Linked DNA regions of Homo sapiens: region 1 is linked to region 2. Evidence: chromatin loops called from intact Hi-C (ENCODE). Cell type or tissue: ovary. All regions are shown on one strand. Links, peaks and the distances in the headings refer to the core of each region. The heading gives the core; the rest is flanking DNA.

What was found. Hi-C counts contacts between places; a loop is a spot of excess contacts. Peaks named below come from ENCODE experiments on the same cell type or tissue, not always from the same donor. Only the 100,000 strongest peaks of a DNase experiment are listed, where the experiment ranks them.
Region 1: a loop joins it to region 2, with 2.1 times the contacts of the local background. A loop is called at or near these places in 3 of 110 quality-filtered maps.

Annotation. Positions count from the first base shown.
Region 1 is chr18:63,280,425-63,290,519 of GRCh38, forward strand. All of the region lies in intron 2 of BCL2 (BCL2 apoptosis regulator), which reads right to left. Among named protein-coding and RNA genes, the nearest start is that of BCL2, 34 kb to the right of the region's middle. In ovary, for the core only: no CTCF peak of the experiment used is centred there; no DNase peak of the experiment used is centred there; H3K27ac peaks cover 5,155 bases.
Region 2 is chr18:63,141,326-63,151,420 of GRCh38, forward strand. The region is part of intron 2 of BCL2 (BCL2 apoptosis regulator); the gene reads right to left. Among named protein-coding and RNA genes, the nearest start is that of BCL2, 170 kb to the right of the region's middle. RefSeq lists enhancers at 881-980, 1,531-1,720, 4,550-5,050, 5,051-5,551, 5,785-5,904 and 1 more. In ovary, for the core only: no CTCF peak of the experiment used is centred there; a DNase peak (open chromatin) is centred at 5,087; H3K27ac peaks cover 2,654 bases.

The sequences.
Region 1 (10,095 bases), core at 880-8,879, 140 kb after region 2:
TGTATATCTGATAACGGATTAACGTCCAGAATATGTAAAGAACGCCTACAACTCAATAACAACAAAACAACCTGATTTTAAAAAATCAACAAAGAACTTGAACAGACATTTCTCTAAAAACAAGATAAATGAATGGCCAATCCGCACATAAGAAAGATGCTCAACATCATTAATCACTAGGAAGATCCAAATCAAAACCACAATAAGTTAACCACTTCACACTCATGAAGAGGGCCATCTTGAAAAACCAGAAAATAAGAAATATCGGTCAGGAATTAGAGCAGCTGGAACCCTTGTACACTGCTGGTAGAAATGTAAAATGGTGCAGCTTCTATGGAAAACAGTATGATGGTTCCTCAAAAAATTAAAAATAGAATTACAATAGGATCCAGAAATGCCACTTCTGGAAGTGGAATTTCAAAAGAATTGAAAGCAGGCACTCAAACAGATATGTGTACATACCGTTCATAGCAGCATTATTCACATTAGTCCAAAAGGGGAAGCAGCTCAAGTATCCATCAATAAATGAACGGAGAAACAATATGTAGTAGATCCATTCAATGGAATATCATTCAGCCTTCAAAATGAAGGAAGCTGTGACACAGGCCAAAACATGGATGAACCTTGAAGACATCATGCTTAGTGTAACAAGCCAGTCACAAGTGTGAGTCCACTTATGCGAGGTACCTAGAGTAGTCAAGTTCATAGAGGCAGGCAGTAGTATGGTGGTTGCCAAGGCTGCAGGCGTGGGGGAACAGGCATTACTGTTGAACAGATCCTGAGTTTCTGTCTGAGAAGAAAAAAATAATCTGGTGATAAATGGTGGTGATGGATGCATGACATTGTGAAGAAACTTCATGCCACTAAGCTGTACACTGAAAAACGGTTAACATGATAAATTTTATGTTACATACATTTTACCACAATTTAAAAAAATTATTAAAAAATACTAACAATAGGCCAAGCGTGATGGCTCACACCTGTAATCCCAGCACTTTGGGAGGCTGAGACAGGTGGATCAATTGAGCTCAGGAGTTTGAGACCAGCCTGGGTAACACAGTGAGACCCCTGTCTCTACAAAAAAATACAAAAATTAGTTGGGCATGGTGGCACGTGCCTGTAGTCTCAGCTACTTGCAGGGCTGAGGCAGGAGGAGTTCTTGAGCCCAGAAGGTTAAGGCTGCAGTGAGCCATGTTCATGCCACTGCACTTCACTCTGAGTGACAAATTGAGACCTTGTCTCAGAAAGAAAGAAAGAAAGAAAGAAAGAAAGAAAGAAAGAAAGAAAGAAAGAAAGAAAGAAAGAAAGAAAGAAAAAGAGAGAGGAAAGAAAGAGAAAAAGAAAAGAAATAGTAGCAACTGTTATTGTAAGACATCTCCACACACCAGAGAAGTTAATTTTAATTTTAACATGTTAAGAACAGAGAGAAGCCAACATGTCCACCTTAGGCTGACGGTTTGTTTATTTGTGTTGTTGCTGGTAGTCGGGTTTGTTATTTTTAAAGTAGCTTATCCAATACTTCATTAACAATTTCAGTAAGTTATTTCATCTTTCAACATAAATACGCACAAGGATTTCTTCTGGTCAAGACCAAACTAATATTAGTCCATAGTAGGAGCTAATACTATCACATTTACTAAGTATTCTATTTGCAATTTGACTGTAGCCCATAGCCTTTTGTCGGCTAAAGTGAGCTTAATGCTGATCAGGTAAATTAAAAATTATAGTTAATTAAAAGGGCATAAATGTTACCTGACTCAATAAGTCATTTCAATTAGGTCTGTTATCACAAGTTCTTGACACATGTAATTAAGAAAGCTAAGCTACAGGTCACTCTTTGATGATGTTTAAGCTGCAGTTCTGATTATCTTCAAACTGCGATTCCAATCCAGAGTTGTAACTAGCAGTTATTTCTCTCATGGACCAAAAGATCAGAATTTTCCCTGGAAGTTTATCAGAAATGCTTTCAAGTTTCAAAATACTTGCCTGAAGTATCCTATAGTGGCCTTGAAAACGATCTGTCCAAATACCCAGTTTAACCCATGGTTTAAGAAATAAAGAAAGTTGACTTCATTTATTTGTCTTTTTTCCCTCCTAAATGGCAGTTTGATTTGTAAAGCACGGCAATGGAATGAAAATCTTATTTTCAAGGTCAGCTTTAACAAGCATTCAATATCTCAAATGCCATTACACATTTTACTTACTCAAAACACCAAAAAGTCATCAACACGACCCTCCCAAAATCTACTAATGACTTCTGTGAAAGGCACTGAATCTTTGTAATTAGACAAAGTAAGATCATGTATGTCAAAATATAGGCCCTGGTTCACAGAAAATGCTTAATAAATAGCAGTAAATATATATAGATATATATATCATAATAGCACAAGTTGAATGTGCAGGGTCCATGTAAGCTAAATTTATTATCCCATTTTAGCTGAACAGATTTTAGAACATTCAGTGATTCCATTCCATTTTGTAAATTACTGATCTGTACCAATTCAAAAATTCTTCTGAAACTCAATTCCCAGGCATTTGGCTTTTGTTCCTGGGATTTCCACTGCTTTAGAGAATCCAGCTTTAATGGGCTTCTTTCTGAGAAATTCTCCATTGGTTCTGAGAAGTACTTCTATTGAATGCTCCATTTAATTTCATTTTGCAATTAATGAAACTTTCAAGACCTATTTCCCCTCTTTTGAAAAATTTCTAGTTATTTTTTTCTTGCCTTTTGGGTAATTAGGAGCAGCAAACTACTTCCACTAAGAACTAAAGGCAGTAAGTATGGCAACAAAAATACCAAATGTCAAAACAAATGTCATTTTCCGAGTTCTGAAACGCCCATCTCTCAGAATTAAAAACATTCCATGTCACCTCTACGGGTCTTTGGTTGCTAGCTCTCAAATGGATTCACGTTCTGATTTCAGTAAAATTCAACCAAAAGCTTTTAGGGTTTTTAATCTTCCTTGACAAAAATACTTAACCTTCTCCAGCCTGGGAGGTACCGTCTTTTCCTGCCTGTGAAACTCTACCAGTTTGGTAATAAAACAAACCACTAATTTAGTTGTTTATTATTCTTAGCCTAAAGATGTTTGCGTGGCTAGCTGAGTACAAATGTACTGTATCTGCGCTTCTTCTTTTTAAAGTTTTAAACAAATAATCACTGAACAAAATCAGCCAGGAATGATCTTCTGCTCATGGGAACCGTATCCCAACCCAGAACCACACGCAGAAGAGTGCAGGGCCTCGAGGTCTGTTATCTCACCAAATAACTTTCCCTATGTGGTGAAAAACTGGTTAAATCACTTTTCCAGCGATCCCGGAATTTTCAGTTCAATTCTATCCCTCCTAAGTCACCAGGGCCTCTTTGGTAATGGATGAAACCATGAAGTTTGGTTCAGAGGAAGCAAAGACACATTCAAATGTGAGACTCAACTGCTCCCCGAGGATTCTTCCTGCTTCCTAGTTTTAGGTAGATCAAGAGCACTTTTAAAATAAACTTGGCGTTTGTTTCCTATTCCAATGGAAAATCTGACTGGAGACTCCACAGCGACAGCAAAGAACCCTTACTTTTCTGGACAATCAAAATCCGGCTTTTGTCACTCTAACTGCAGCAGGTCAGCACACAGGGTACCAGTGTGTCCCTGAGCGCGCTGACGAATGGATATGGTGCTGGCAGCCTTGGCCTGGGGGCACTTCTGAGGAGCTTTAAAAAATACTAATTCCTGGGTTCCCCTCTCCAGCCCAGATATTTTTATTAAATTGGTCTGAGATGTGGCCTGGGTGGCAGGATTTATAACACTTCCTGGATGATGTTAATGGAAGCCCTTTGAGGTAGAAGAAGGTAGACAGGACTGACTGGGAGCGCATCATCAACCACCTCTGCCTCCCCACTAAGAAGTCTAAGAATACCCCAAAATAGGGGTGCAGTGGTTGAGGAGAAAAGAGAGGAAGTCACGTATACTTTTGCAGGCTTTCATGCAAGGACCCAAGTGTGTGTGCTAAGCACAGTCCCCAAACAGGGGACCCCAGAAGTCCTATTCCTAAGATCTGAATTGCACCAAAGGTAGAGAGACTCTTCCTGGGGTTATTTGAAACAAGGCAGACTTTGCCTGGCATGTATGCGCCAGACCCAGCCTCTGCAGTGCTTATGTGGCAATGCTTAAGCAGCTCCCAGCACTCGACAGGGTACTTTAAACAACTTCATTAGTTTGAAATTTTAAATCCAAAAAAAGCTACCTTCAAATGTATGACTCAAGAGCATAAAATTTCAGAGCAGAGAACACCGCCAGGCTAGTAGGTGAAGCATCTTATTTTTAAATGGCAAGGGGGAACCTTGAGTAAATATTTGGTTGCAATGTATTCCAGGGGTGGGGGGTTTGGACGGAGAGGAACCACTGGTTTTTATTCAAAATCCTCCTCCCGCTGGGCCCAGGTCAGGCCTACACAGCTCTGGCTACAGACTGTGAGAATCCTGGAAGGCTCCAGGGGCTGGCTCCCACCATGCTCCACTCCAGCAAGGGCAGACGCCAGGAAAAAAATGGAAAGGGGGAGTCAGGCATGGAAGGTTTCAGACTTGCTGCAGGCAAAAGGCTGCAGAGCATCCCCAGGGAGCAGAGACCTCACAACCAGGCTCCCTACCTCGCTGTCCTTCAGGGCCGCCCACAGCTGGCTCACCTGCAGCTGCACCACCCAAGAGACAGAGACAGGCTCACACGCAGCAGCTGGAGAGAAGGGGCTGGAATAAGGATTCTTTCTAAACGGAAAAATAAAGATCACTGGGGGAACTTCTCGCCCATCCAGCAGTTTGTGTGTACTCAGCTCCCCTGGCAGGGAATGAGGGCCCGTTGTTCCCTGCTGAAGACCATTGCCCTGGAGATGGGATGGGTGGGAAGAAAAATGTCAGTAGGGGCTCTGTCCTTGCTACCTTCTCTCTCTGGCTGACCTCTGGAATTCTCTTTCTGGCTGACCTCTGAAACTGAGTTCTGGGAACGGAAGGGGACCTTGTGATGCTCCCAACATCTCCCCAAGAATGCACGCCCTTAGTTGGAGCTGTAGCTAGGTAAGGAGTCAGCTGCAAACTGCACCCTCCCCACAATCTTGTGACAGGGGAACATATGCAAATATGAGATGGGTCACTGCCGGGGAGGTACTGGATGGGGGATGTGTTCAGGAGGCTTCTGCCAGCCATGGACTGAACATATGTCAGCCATGTGGTACGGTTCTTACACAAAAACAGAATCCTGAGTTTGGTTTCACAAACAGGCTCATCTCTCATCTCTGAGTGTGTAGCGGGAGAGGGTGCACCGTTTCCATGCAGGGCAAATCTGTCTGCATGGGGCTGGGGGTTCTGCATCTCAGCATGGGTTTGGAAAGTACTAGAAGTGCATCTCACTCAACTTGATTTAGCAAGCATGTCTTTGTGGTCCATGGCTTGTGTTGGCAACTTAAATTTGACAGCACACAAACTATGTGATGGTGATGGAGGGGCAGGTATAGCAACGTCCAGTTTCCCACCTCCAGGTAGTGGCATTCTCCCTGTCCTTTCTGCAACAGCAGCCTGGGAGGTTTTCAATGCCCTTACTTCTCCTGGGTATATCTGAACTATGTCCTGCTCTTATACACATAAAAGGGTCACTTGAGGAGCTTTGGCCATATGGCAGCTGTTTGGAAACAGGCTGCCTGATGCATTGACAACCACAAGAAATCTGGAAGAGTAAAACCTGCCCCATAGCTGGCATGCTACTTGTACATTAAAATGAGAGCATAATGTAAAAGAAATGCCTTAACACTTCCTTCACTAGGTTCAAACTTGCTGTGATTATTTAGGAATTCATTTCATTTAACCAAATATGAATTGAGCACCTTTTACACAGTTGGGGGCAGGGGTGTCCAAACAGACATGAATAATTATGATACAAAACCTATTGTATATATACACAGAAAATGGATGTAGACACAAAATGAATAAACATGAAATGAATGTAGACAAAGGATAGGTTAATTTTCATTGAAGGGGAGGCAGGAGGGTTCAACAAAGGAGTTGAACGTAGCTGGGACGTAAGATTAGGGCAGGAGTAGGGGCGAGGATTGGGAGCAGAAAGTAAGGAGGACAGAGAACTTTAATGGGAGGTAGACTGGAAAGTGGGCTGGTGCCAGCCCTGAAGGTCAGCTGTACACCAAACTCTGTAGCTTGGTATACAATGACCTCTGAGCCAACCTTCAGGGCTGGCATTCTGAAGGTCATTGAAGGGGAGGTAGGAGGATTTGGTTTGCGGCAGTTTCCAGGTGAGAGGCAAGAAGTAAGGAGAGAAGGCAGAGATGGCACAGGATGGTGGGAAGGGAGTCCTTGGTGCCCAATCTCTGCCAGGCAGGGTCCTATCTTGCTACCCCATGATCCCCACATGATGATTGCATGGAGCAGATGTCATTATCCCCATTGCAGATCTGGGTCTCCTGGGTCCCTCCTCAAAATAAGACCCATTCAAAAGACACCTCCTACAACACGGGTCTGAACTACAGGTCTCCCGAGGCCACTATGGAAGGATACTGGCACTCATTCAACAGCAAAACTGTCCCAAAACATCTTCTGTAGACATCTGTCCCTCTCCAGCGTTTTGCTTCTTGTGGCAGTTGTTCTCTTTTCTCCGTCTCTCACTTCTCTCTCTACTACCCCCTTCTTGGATCCCTTTTCTCACAAGAGCTCTAGGCCACCATTTCTTACTCAGAGTGACTTCCTGCTTCTCTGATCTGCCCATCAGTTGCCCCAGTTAGCAAGATGAAGGGTCCTCCTCAGGAACCAACCTCCTTAGAAAGTATTAGAATTCTGTATGCTCCTTATTTTATACTCTGGCTGGGTCACATTCTAACAAGGAAACTGAAGCTTGGAGAAACTAAGTGTTTCTCAAGGTGCTCAACAGAGATGTTTTAGGAAGATAAATGGCATTGACGAAGAGGATGGATGGGCTGGGAACAGGTGCTGAAAGAGAAGGATACCAATCTATGACATTTTGGAAAATACAAAACTCTAGGGATATAGAAGAGAAGAGAAGTTGCCAGGGCTAAGGGTTAGGGGGTGGCGGGCAGTTTGAGTACAAACTCTCATCATGAAATATGTTTGGGGGGTGACTGACCTGTTCTGTATACTGATTAGAGTAGTGGTTACCTCTCTGTTCATTTATCAAAACCCACAAAGCTACACAAAAATGATGAATTTTACTGTAGGTAAACTTAAGAATAATTTTTGAAATGACAGGAAGACTGGCTAGGAGGTTACAGCATATGCAAGAAGGAATGAGAGGTTGAATTAGAGCAGCAGCAGCAGCAGGATAAAAAAATAATAAAATAATTTTAAAAACCTAAAAACCAGAGATCTAGGGAAGAGAGACTTTTAGAAGCAGGATTCAGATATGTGGGGAGTATGAGTGAAGAACTCAGATATGCAGACTTTCAGGGCTGGAAAGAATCTTAAGAGATGATCCAGGAAAGCTCTATCTCACAGATGAGAAAACCAAGTTGAAAATGATTTAAGAGTTTGGGGCTCTGTCTGGGTGGACAGTGATATCATTAAGCAGACAGAACAGACATAGATGAGCAGGCGAGAGGAGGAAGTTGATGAGTTCATTTTGGACATTTTGATTTTGGAACATTTATGTCACCAAGATTTCTTTTTTTAGTTTTTAGGAATTTGAAAACAAAATTGTTGGGTTTTGGCATTGAGTGCAATATCTTTCCACAAATACTGTTTCATTACAGCTACAATGAAAAAGAACTTTGAATACAGATCCCTACATGAAGATGACACATTAGCTTCTTCTGAGTTGTTTTTGTTTTGTGACTTTCCTTCAGCATCACAAAGAGGGAATGACACTGACCCAGCAAAGATTTTAGGCACATTATCCATTAACATACTTGCCACGAACACTACCATATTTTCATGTGTTTATATAACAAAGCTTTTCCTTCCTTATTAAAAACAATACAAATCAAGCTTTGAAAAGCAGTTGTTTTCCATTCTTACTGATGCTAGGCTATAATTCACTGCTGTTTTGTTTTCGTTTTAGAATATTTAGCAAGCAACCAAGGGAAGATGGGCATTGACTTGCTATTAGTCAGTAGGCACAGCCTAGTGAAAGTTTCCATGCTGCACATAGGGCTGAAATCAAGGAGTCTTTTGTCCATATTTCAGAGCAACTTGGAAAATGATTTGGTTCAGCAGTCAAGGGGAGAAAAGAAGTAGAGTTTTCAACACCATCACAGCCATTGGGATATGCAACCAATTTTAAGAATCAGAAACTCAAGTTGCAAACTACCAAGAAAGCATAATGTTCTTGGCAGCAAAGTTTAATCACAGAAGAACAACATAAATATAAAGCTAATAGTATTTACAATAACTGTCTACTGTTTCTTTAAGAGCTGAGTAAAGTGAATGCAAAGATGGTGAGTCTAAGGAAGAATCTAGAATGCTGGCACATTTAGGCAGGGATCTTGTTTTGCTTGCTGATAAACCTACATGCGTAGCACAGTGCCTGGCACATAATAGGCTCTCAATATGTAATTGTTGAATGAATGAATGAATGAAGCTAGGAGAGAAGTGAACAAGTAAAGTAAGAGATAGCAAAGCCACCATACTTCATTCATCCATTCAGCAAATGTTACTGAGCTCTTACTAATGTGAGGCCTTTTTTTAAGGCATGGTGGTGGATATACACAAGCCTAAAATAACAACTTAGAAAACAGCCCCGGGCCTCAACATGTTTATAACCTGGAAGAGGAAGAAGGAAAAGTATAGCAAACATTTGTATATCAAAGTAATATCAAAGAGCATGTGACAAGGCCTGGAAAAATGGCACAAAAAAAAAGAAAAAGGCTGAAAAGGTGGTAAAGATTTAGAAATCAGCGGGGTCACTCCCAACAGGGATACTGTCATCCTGAAGGTGAGATCAGATCTGGGCCTTAAGGGATGGAGAATTCTGATGGGAACAGAATACTCTGGGATGTAAAAACAGCAGGAAAAAGATCCCCAGAACAGAGAAGGCAGGGCGGGTTCAGAGCATAGCAATCTTGCTAAGGAGTAGCAGGGAATGATGAAGAAAATGTCACATAGGTTGCAGTGAAAGATGGAGAGAGGAATTTGAACAGCTGGATAAAGGAAAATGAAGACTTACCTAGGAAAAGAGGAGCCTTAAAATAAAAAAAAGGGTGGCTCATGCCTATAACCCCAGCCCTCGAGGAGGCCAAGGCAGGTGGATCACTTGAGGTCAGGAGTTCAAGACCAGCCTGGCCAACATGGTGAAACCCCGCCTCTACTAAAAATACAAAAATTAGCCAGGCATGGTGGTGCATGCCTGTAATCCTAGCTACTTGAAAGGCTGAGGCAGGAGAATCACTTGAGCCTGGGAGGCGGAGGTTGCAGTGAGCCAAGATGGTCCCACTGTACTCCAGCTGGGTGACAGAGCGAGACTCCACCTCAAGAAGAAAAACAATCAGGGAAGAATTTTAATTAAATCATCACAAAGTATAAGATAAACTGGAGTGCGGAGAAACTGGAGCAGGTGAATGAATTCCCCTAGGGAAGAGTTAAGAAGGTGGTGGCAGCAAGACCAGTGAGGGAGGAATGGAGGGCAGTGAAGGATGCTGGGCTCAAAAACCTGAGCAGAAGCTGGAAGAATGCACCCTAGGTTTTGAGCCTGGGTGATCGGAATAGTGATGAGAGCAGGAAGAGAAACTGTTGAGTCCAAGGAAGGTTTTGGAGGGATGACGATGAGTTTAGTCTTGGATTAAATATTTTGATTATGTGTTTAATTTGAACTGCCAACAGGAAGTCCAGATAGAAAGGGTCATCAGGAAATAGTATATAAGCAGAACTGGAATTTGCAGAAATACCCATTTGAGAATCAGCTGCATACAGACGATACGGAAGCTGTGGGGATGAAAAAGGTCCCGCACAAGAGAATCAGGAAAAAAAAAGTGAGACAATGAGTCAAGACAGACAGTATTAAAGGAACTTCCCAACCATTTGCTCAATGTAAAAATGGAAATGAGGCGAGGTTTGTTCCCTTAGAACATGTTTTTCACAGCAAAAGAGAATTCATTCCT
Region 2 (10,095 bases), core at 1,347-9,346:
CATCTCTTCCATCCGCCACTTCTCCACTGCTCTTCTCCCCACCTGGCCTCAGACCCTCCTGCTGTGAGTTAGGAGGAGGCCTTTCTTGGCACAGCACTGAAGCTGTGACCTCTGATGTGCCTCTGTGCTTCCAATCTCTTTGCTTTTATGAGCATAATCCAAGTTATTTGTCCCAGACCCCAACCCCCATATGCCCACAAAGCCCTCTGCCTCTCATGCCAGTTTTAATTAGAACTGGTGACATCAGTGTGGCTTAAAGTAGGGAGCAGGTGGGAAGCTCTGATTATATTCAATACCGAACAGGACTCTCCACTGCCTGACAGGGGCTGGGGATTCCACAGGCAGACTGGCGTTTGGAATAGATCCACCAACTCTTTTTTCTTGGGATCTGGAGCCACACATGTGGCTCTCCTCCCCACCCCACGCCACTGTCCATACCTGTCTCCGTATGTGAGTAGAACATAATCACTGTGTGCTCCACAGGGATTGGCGACAGGCAAATATGCTCTACTTGTCGGTCATGATTTGGGCCAAGCGTGCCGTGGCTCCTGTACCTGCCATGTGACTCGTGAACACGGGGCATGGCCCAGGCTGCCTCCCTCTATTTTTGTCACTGCAAGAGTTAATTCATGAAAATACGCCAAAAATGGGAACTGAAAGCAGATGCTTGTTAAGTTCTGCAGCTTGGCCTAATCGCTGTCATCAGGACATCGCTGCTGGGGGCAGTGAGGGGAGGGAGTCCTTCATTTATTAAACGTGGAGGGCCAGAGTTAGGGGCCAAATGTTTGGTTTTCACTTGTTTAAATCAGTAAGTGTTGACTGAGGCTGGTGGTGTGGGGAGTACAAAGAACCTGCATGTCCTAATAGGAATTTGCTGAAAGTGGCCTCAGACCTGGAGGAGGGTATGTAGAAGAAAAAGAGCAAAGCAGACTAGGCTGGAGGATGCGGCATCCTCAGCCAGCTGGGCACTGCCAGCCTCCAGCCCTGCCTTGTCTGGCACTTGCTTTTTGGGACTGGTTAAGAAATCAGCCTGGGCATCTTTTCTGGAAGCTCCACACTGCATTAGCTCCAGGGAGCCCTGATGACCTACCGCAGGCCCAGACATCTGTCGAGGACCAGATGCACCCCGGATGGTGCTGGTTCTGTTGTTCTTGGTTTGGGGCAGGTAAGTCACAAATGGCTGAAACTTCACAGCCTGCTTACATCCCACTCAAAAGCACCCCAACGTATAATAGTCTTACTCAGATCCCAGCTCCCCAGTTCTGCAGCTCAATGGGTCATTCTGTGACCGTCAAAGTGACTGCGATGATCCTCTGAGAAGCCCATGGGAGAGGCTTCTTATCCACACCATCAATCTACCGATCAGGAAGAGAAGAACAATTACATCCTCTGTGCTCTGGGGGACAAGGGGAGCTGACGGATGGTGGTGAACTCCTCAGTGAGCTCCATATGGGCATGCTAAGAAAAATCTGCTTTCATTTTGTAGTTTATGATTTAGTTCAGTTCACCTGGAAAGACTCAACATGAATAAAACCAGATGCATTTCAAGGAACACTGCTTGGCTCTTTGACAATCCTCTTCCTTCCTCATCAGACAGTCTTCCTGTGCCCAGGGAAGACAGCAGACCTCTCTATCACAAGGAAAATGCAGTCTCTGTCAGTGGCAGCAGCTGTTAGTACCAGGACAGGTAAATGGTGGGCCAGGTCAGCCTGTGGTTCTGGATCCTGGCTCATTAACATATGGACAAGATACGCTGGCGTGGCCTCTCATCTGAATAGCTGTTTACGGCGAAGGACCTCTGACAGTATGCTTTCTGTTGCAAGAAGGATACTGCTGTATATAGAACTAGAGAGAGAAGCAAAAACAGAAACTCAGAGAGAGAAACGGGAGACCCAGAGACCCAGAAAGACAAAGAGAAAGAGAAAAAGAGAAGCTGAAAGCAATCATGGATGAGTTTTAAGTGAGTGGAGGGGCTGAAATATCTTCCATCAGCACAACCTACAGGGGCACAGTTGACAGCTGGCTGACCTGACCCAAGGACACGCTCTCACAGTGAAGCCAGTGAAGCTGGCCTCCTGGGGGCAGGAGCAAGGTCAGAACACTACACGTGCCCACTGTACAAGGCCTGTCAGCATTGTCAGCAGTGGGCACTTAACACGAGAAAAGTCGTGCCCCTGGGAGATCCACTTCCAAGGCAACTGTCACTTCCCGTCAAACGCTCAGGACCGGTCAGACACTTTTGCAGCTTGCAGCGGCGAGCCTGGGGGACCCTGCCTGCAGAAGGGATGCAAGTATGTGCTGGCTGCATTGCAAATGGAATTTGAACTGTGCTACGGGGCCTTTATACACCGACTATTCCTCAGGCAAAAATGGCAGAGCCAGAATATTCCAGGTGGGACTGGCAGCTGAGTGGTCAGTGGCCATGCCTATGCATGTGTAGCACTGGCAGAACCTTGCTGCCATTGCAGAAACCTTGGAGCGAGTTGGCTCAGGTTGCATTCAGGGATGCAAACATTTACTGACCGCCTGAGTTGCACACAGCATTGTGCAGAGTGCTGCAGGGGAGATAGTGAGCTTGACTCCATGACAATGAGCTCCTTAAGGCAGGACATCATGCTCATCACCCAAATCAGGTACTCAGTAAACGCTCTTCCAATGGGATGACTCAGAGATATGCACACCTAAGGTCGTAGGAATAAGCTCAAGTTTGGGCTGGTGAAGGCTTCAAGAGAAATTTTAGGTCAAGCAAATTGCTATTTCCACTGAGGAAACCCCTTGGCCAATCTTGGATCCACAGGCAACATGTTTTTCATAGTATAATTGGCGCTAACTTTGGATAGCTCGTTTTAGCTCTTTCTTTCCTCTAGCTTTGATCTATCTTTTGGACATATCTGAATCGAGCAATCCAACCATAGGCAAACCACTTTAAAAAGTATTTATTTAGCATCTACTTCTGGCTAGGCACTAAATCTGGGATGACAAGAGATATTTAACTGTGGTGCCAAAGCCCATTAAGGTGGCTTTTACAAACAACTCTAGACAGAAGAGACTGCCATCAGAAAGGTCACACAACTTGCTCAAAGTCACTCAGCTCATTGCAGCAAAGCCGGGGTTCGAATCCAGGACTATATGACTGCCAGGCATGTACCTTTTCAACTATATTTTGCTTCTCCCAAAGGAAGCAGAAAAGACATACAAGATCCAACTCCGGCTCCCCCGGAGCAATAAATATGAGAGGCTAAACAGGAAGTCCCGAGGAGTGACAGGGAACGCTCAAGAAATGTACCAAGAGTGTTTAAGATGGGCTGGAAGGCGGACAGAAAGTGAGACAGGAGCTGAGGCCTCAGGACTTCAAATAAAAGCAAGAAAACCAAGGATGGTGTTTCAGGGCAAGGAAGTGGCATGGGAGTTTGGGGCCACCCTGGTGGGTCCTAAAGCAAGCCGGTGTATGCCGTCAGGGGTGAGTCAGAGCGAATGGGGCCACATCAACAGAAAGAAGACCCTGTGACCATGGAGAAACCACCAGTCACAGGACCTTCCCCATCACCCCCGCCCCCGCCGCCCTGGGCACTGTGCAAGGCTGGATCCCACGGGAACGTGTGCGGCACACTCTGGAAGCCCTTGACTGTGGTCTGGCCCTGTTGCTAGGGCTGCACGTGCCATCTCAAGAGTATTTTAAAATGTTGTATGATATAGACTCAAATCCCCAAAGAGAAATTCTTTCCATATTATTCAGGAAAAGCCCTCCTATTTACAGGGCTGCTTCACAGGGAATTCTAGAATGTGAAAGAGAACAAAATTTCCTTGAGTCACAAAAACAAATCCAACTTGAGGCCTAATTTAGAATATTAAAATATGTGGCCCCAGAGCTTCCACAGTGGCAACTGGATTTTGATCCTTTCAAGTGATCAGCTCAACTATTCTTGCTGGACCAAAAGTGGTTGTGTCTGCAACGTGCATGAACAAGAGTGGCTCCACACCACGGACAGAGCATAAGCCCTCAAAGAAGAGACCCAGGGGGATACAGGGGGCTTCCCTGGCCACTCGCCCCACTGCCCAAGAGATCCAGGGGGTGGGGGGGCTTCTCTGGGCCGCTCGCCCCACTGCCCCGTCACCTGCTTCTTGCATGGTCTCTCTCCTCCTGGAGGCACCCCTCGTGACTCCTCATGACTGGAAACAGCTTTTCTCTACTCACATTTAAAAAATCTTCATAATTTAACAAAGGCAGATACCTTTAAATTCCTAGGAACCTACCTGCCAAGTGTTTTACAAGAACCTAGCTCTGCTCACCAAGCATTTAATCCTTTAATGTTCGATGTGTTACTGGAAGGCCAGAAGTTTGCAAGGCAAGTTTGTGATTGTTGCAGTCAGACCCAACAAGCCAAACACTTTCTTTCAGCATTTTGGCAGTTGCATGCTGAGAGGGAATGTGTTCAGTGCAACATCTCTAATACACCAAATTAAAGATGAACAAACAAAAAAGCAGAATCACAGCATCCTTCATGCACAGTGACTATAAGCTCAGCTCTGTCCTCAGCACACAGGATGCCCAAGACCCTGCTCTGTGGGGTAGCTGAACAGCGAGGAGTTGGTGGGAGACAAAAAATGGCTGGACACGGCCCAGGTCCCCAAGATCCCCCAAACCTCTCTCCCCTGCCTTCACTATAACCCAGACAGGACTCCCGTCCTATCTCCCAAATCCCTTTTCCCTGCCAAAATTCCCTTTATTTTTTTCTCCTTCACTTTGTCCTTTGCTTTCCTGTTCCCTCCTTGTCTTGCATTTTATCAGCTGAAGTTCATTCCTCAGCTCCGATCCCCACAACCCGTTCTCCATTTGCCTGTTGTAGTCTAGGACAGAAAACTCAGAGCCTGAATTTCCTGGAAGACACTAATTCCCCACTCCCTCAGATACATAAAGAAATTAAGTGTTGGCCGAGTGAAACAAGTGAGACTTCTGCAGCCGCAGCCAGGGCTTGGCCATAGCTGCGAGGGACCTTCCAGCCCGCCTCCTGGCAGAAGGACGCTGGTCGTGGACACTGATGGGGAAATGGCGGCTGTCCCTGAGCCCCCCAAGAAATGGAGCGAGGTAACTAGAGGCAGTGTGGTTACCATTTGACCGTGGAAGTCTGACAGGACGCCAGGCCTGCGATCCACGCTGGAGTCAGCCAGAGGCCCGCTCTACAAGCCTCCTTTAACCCTTGAGGAGTTAAATGCTGGCATTGTGGTTATGGGACAACTGGAGAGGGATTTGTGTTGGATAAAGGAGCAGAATAAAAACGTCTAAATTTCATCTTTTCTTTGTGTGTTTTCACCTCTGCCAAATTCTTGGAATTCTTATGTCTTACAATTTTATGTGCTTTTCATTTCCGTTTGAACCAGAAACATCATTTAAATGTCTTTGGAGGTAATCCTAACCTACTGAAACACCCCGAGAAACTGTGAAAAAAGTATTAGGATCACGCCTGGTGGGTTTTAAGAAATTTTTGATCCCCAGGCATAAGTTCATGGTTGATGGAATATAGATTCAAACAGGTATGTTTTACTAACTTGGTACACCACCTGAAGAAAGTGATTTTATTAAGGGTAACTTTAAATGCGAAAAAAATAATTTCACTGCCATCATGTCTACAATACCTTTTGGCGAGAAAACAAGAATTCGGAGCTTTTAATGTTTGGCAATGGAACACATCCTTTGGAGGGGAGGAGTCCCAGGAGAGCTCAACCCCTGGCTCTGAAGCTCATCATGTTATCCTAGATTTATAACCGGATAAGCTGGTCTGTTCTGATGTCTTGGTTCTATCACAAGCCACACAATGGCAAGCTGTGGGGTCTGAGTGTCGACGCACCCTTTCTCAGTTCCTCCACTTGTGGTCCAGGGATTCACCTTTCCAGGCTTTGAGAGCCTCATTTGTAACAGGAAGAGATGCCCCATGGTCCTCTAAAGGTCCTTGGTGACACTCAAGTGACATCACTTTTAGATTCTGGGACTCCGTTTTATGTTTGTGCATCAAAAGCAGGGAGGATGAAAAGGGTTTGATACAGTTGGGGCACTGGGAGAAACAGGTGCCTGCAGCCCTGCTGGCTTGCATTCAAAGTCGCAATGTGCCATCACATTTATTACCGGTGCAAATAGAGGCTTGAATCCTAGAGGGGATTTTACTAGAAGAAGCCGGGACGTGACCTGCCGTAATATAGAAGCTAGGAATGTTCTTGATATTCTAGACATCAAAAGAAACACAAGCCAAAATCTTCATGGCACCAGACATTAGAATCCCAGGCAGGGTTTGTAAAGTCCCAACTATTTCTGCTTAAGAATCTACCCAAGAGATACTCCGACAGCTCAAATGGCATGAAAAACATATTCCAATAACACTGAGATGATTTTATGAAAAATTAAGGGATGTCTTCTCTGGATGTGTCCTACTTCTCAGCCATAAACAATATCCATTATTTATGGTAACTTTTGATGATAAGTTAATACCCCAACCAAAGGAGTTTATGGTTTTCATCCCTATTCCTCGGGCAATGGAACCATACATCACTCAAGATTACAGTGTTATTCCCTTTGGATGCCCCCAGGAGATATTTCTTGTATCTCCTAGAATACCCTCTTGAACCAAAAGTTTCCACATTTAAGTCTTTTCTCAGAATGTTTCATTCTCCATGCCCGACCCCTCCCTGCTTGGAAAATGCAGAGAAAATCCATCAGTCATTTTTGGGTTATCAGACTGTGACAAATTTGTTTTTCAAGCTTCAGAAGATTGTTGAACTGCGCTTCCCCGCTCCCCCCCATTTCAGATAACTCAAAACTGGTTTGGATCCGTGACATCAACCTTGGCATGTATGAAGAACGAGGAATGAGGACTTTGCCTTGTTTGGAACCAAAAGAGAAGAATATCCATTTTCTCTCTCTCTCTCTTTTCCATTTTTATTAAGTCAGTATTTTTTCCTTTTAGCCAGATGATGTATACTTTTAACATTCCAGGAAAAAAGTGTCAGTGATATGCGAGTCATAATAAAAGAAAATCAAAAGAAATGCAATTACAAGGGACAGGGAACTGTATCATTTTTAATATAAAATGCCCAGATGAAAATCTAATTTAAAAAATTACCAGCACCATATAAATGAGAAAAGAATATAAGAAAACATTTGTTATTTTAAAAATTAGCTTAATCCTTAATCTTTCTGGCTCTTGGACTTTCAACTTTATTTTTAAAGGCCAAAAATGGTCTTTCGGTGCTGGATCAGGAGTAAACCTCTCAATGATGCAATGAGATACTGTGAAGTGGCAACGAATTTCCCTGGCCTCTGGCCTGCTGCCTGGAATGTAGTAGGAAAAAAAAAAAAAGTTGTTAAATAAAAACAGTGAACAAACAGGATGAAATAATAACCTTCTCATTCTCCTTATTATAGAGGTATCTATTACAAACAAAAACAAATATTCACATGGCACGCTGTTGTTGAGAAAGTGCTTCCATATAGATCATCTAGTGTGGTCCTCCCAACAAGCCACAGATAAGTTATTACTGCTGTCACCCCTCTTTTAGAGATGACCAAGAATACGTAACTTTTCCAAGGACACCTAGTTAATCAATTATGAAACCAGAACTCAAACCCAGAATTCTGACATAAAATATCCTGCCTTTCCACTCAATCACGCGGCCTCCCTAAATGTAGCTATGACTCCCAGCTAAACGGGCCTGCCCAGAGCCACGAAGTCATAAGTGTGCATGGAGCAGCGACGTGCTTATGCTGACACCTCTGTCTCTTTGATAACGTTTACATTATGAGAAAAGAATCAAGCTCATTTATGTCAGCAGTCCACAACCTTTTTGGCACCAGGGACGTGTTTTGTGGAGGACAATTTTTCCACGAATGGGGTGGGGGATCATTTCAGGATGAAACTGTTCCAACACAGATCATCAGGCATTCGGTTCCCATAAGGAGCACACAACCTAGATCCCTTGTGGGCACAGTTCACAATAGGGTTTGCACTCCTAGGAAAACCTAATGTCGCCACTGATCTGACAGGAGCCGGAGCTCAGGCAGTGATGCTCGCCAGCTGCTCACCTCCTGCTGTGCGGCCCTGTTCCTAACAGGCCACAGACCCATACCGGTCCCGGGCTATATGTATAAGTTGCAACTGTTGGCTGGTGCCAGACGACTTTCGCTTGTTCTGTCTCTGTTTCTCTTCTAGCCCAGGGAGATGTCATTCTGTTACCCTCAACCCATGTGAGGGGAAGCTGGAACTATTCACGTATTTACAGGGAGAGTCCGAATAATCATGCAGTAACCCAGCCTTCCTTTCAAACTCTTTGCTTGATGTAATCGCCAATTTTCATTTCAGGCCTGAAAAATAACACTGTTATGACAGTGACCGGCAGATGATTAACAGTGAAGAAGAGAGGAGATGTCACTAATAATATTGATTTTTAACCCTTTCTCTAGTTTTTGTTTGGAACAAACACAGTGCTTAATTATATGGCTCTCTACAGAAAGGGTTCTCCTGACATGAGGCATTTATTTATTTATTTATTTATTTATTTATTTATTTATTTATTTATTTTGAGACAGCGTCTCCCTCTGTCAGTTACCCAGGCTGGAGTGCAGTGGTGCGATCTCGGCTCACTGCAGCCTCTGCCTCCCAGGTTCAAGCAATTCTCCTGCCTCAGTCTTCCCGAATGGCTGGGATTACAGGCACCCACCGCCATGCCTGGCTAATTTTTGTAGTTTTTTTGTAGAATTGGGGTTTCACCATGTTGGCCAGGCTGGCCTGAAACTCCTGACCTCAAGTGATCCTCCTGACTCAGCCTCCCATAGTGCTGGGATTACAGGCGTGAGCCACCGCGCCCAGCCTGACATGAGGCTTTTAGGTACAGAAAGAGAAGTTTCCTTTGTCCAGATGCAATTTTCCCCTATTTTGCTTGGGTCAGCCTGAAAACGAAAGAAAGAGAGTGACCTGGTGGCAAGATGGCTAAGGTTTCTCTCTTCTTCAGCAACACCCAGCTGAAGAGTGGACACCAGTGAATGCACTCTGCTCCTATCTTCAATACTGTGGGCCCAGGAGGGCTGAAAGAAAAGCAGAAAAATCACTTTCCTGCCCAACGGGCATTGTGATGGTTTTTTTTCTTTTATTGCTAACGTACGTCTTCTCTTGTTTTTCTTTCCCTCTGCGTCTGAGGTTGCCATTCCCCACTTTCTCTCCGCATTTTCTTGGCTCCCTCCAGTTTTCTCTGGAGTGACTTTTCCCTTTCTCTGTGAAACCATCACTTCTATGTATTTTCCGTGTCCCATGAACATGCCACAAGTTCTAGAATTAGACTCTGCTCAGCCTTCCCGTGAGCTGTTTTAGTCTGATATTCCAGCAGTCTCCAGGTAGGAAAAAAGAAGTCGATTTAAATATGAATTCCTATAAGGCTGAAGCTAAGCTAACACATTCTGGAGACCTTGTGGCAGAAAAATGTCCAGAAATATTGGACTATAACATAAGATTTGATGCTTAAGAATGAGTTATCAGGTTTGGGGGTGAGAAGGGGTATTAGGTCTCCAACCTCCACTGGGCTACTCCTGTCATATTTTTCCTAGCAAGACAGGCAACACTCCTCAAAGGTTACTAAGCTGCGCCTCCACCAAGAAGGAAAATGGGACTCCTTTCACCTTGAGCTCTCTTTGTACCTTCAGCAAATGACTTCTGAAGTCATCTTGATCTCCTCTTCTATAATGCAATCAGGGGCATTCCCTGCTTCTCTGTCATCTCTCTAATTACTGAAAGAAATTTTCCCCCTTCTTGTGTTTTTTTCTATAATTAGCCTCATAGATTGGTCAAATTCGTCTGTCCAGATTTCCCCCCAAAATTCCCTTCTCCACACTGACTGCGGTGACCCTAAGCTACTTTTTTGCCTATGGCCGGGCTACCTCCCCTAACACCAATCTACCCTGCAACTGACTAACATCTAACCCAGCAGAAATTACTGGGCATCTGTAACATGACTGGCATGATCAAAACCCTGGGGTGGATTCAAGAGAAAAATGCAACTACTCCTTTCCTTCTATGAGGTCAGGAGCAAGCAATACAAGCAAGAATGTCCTGGTGG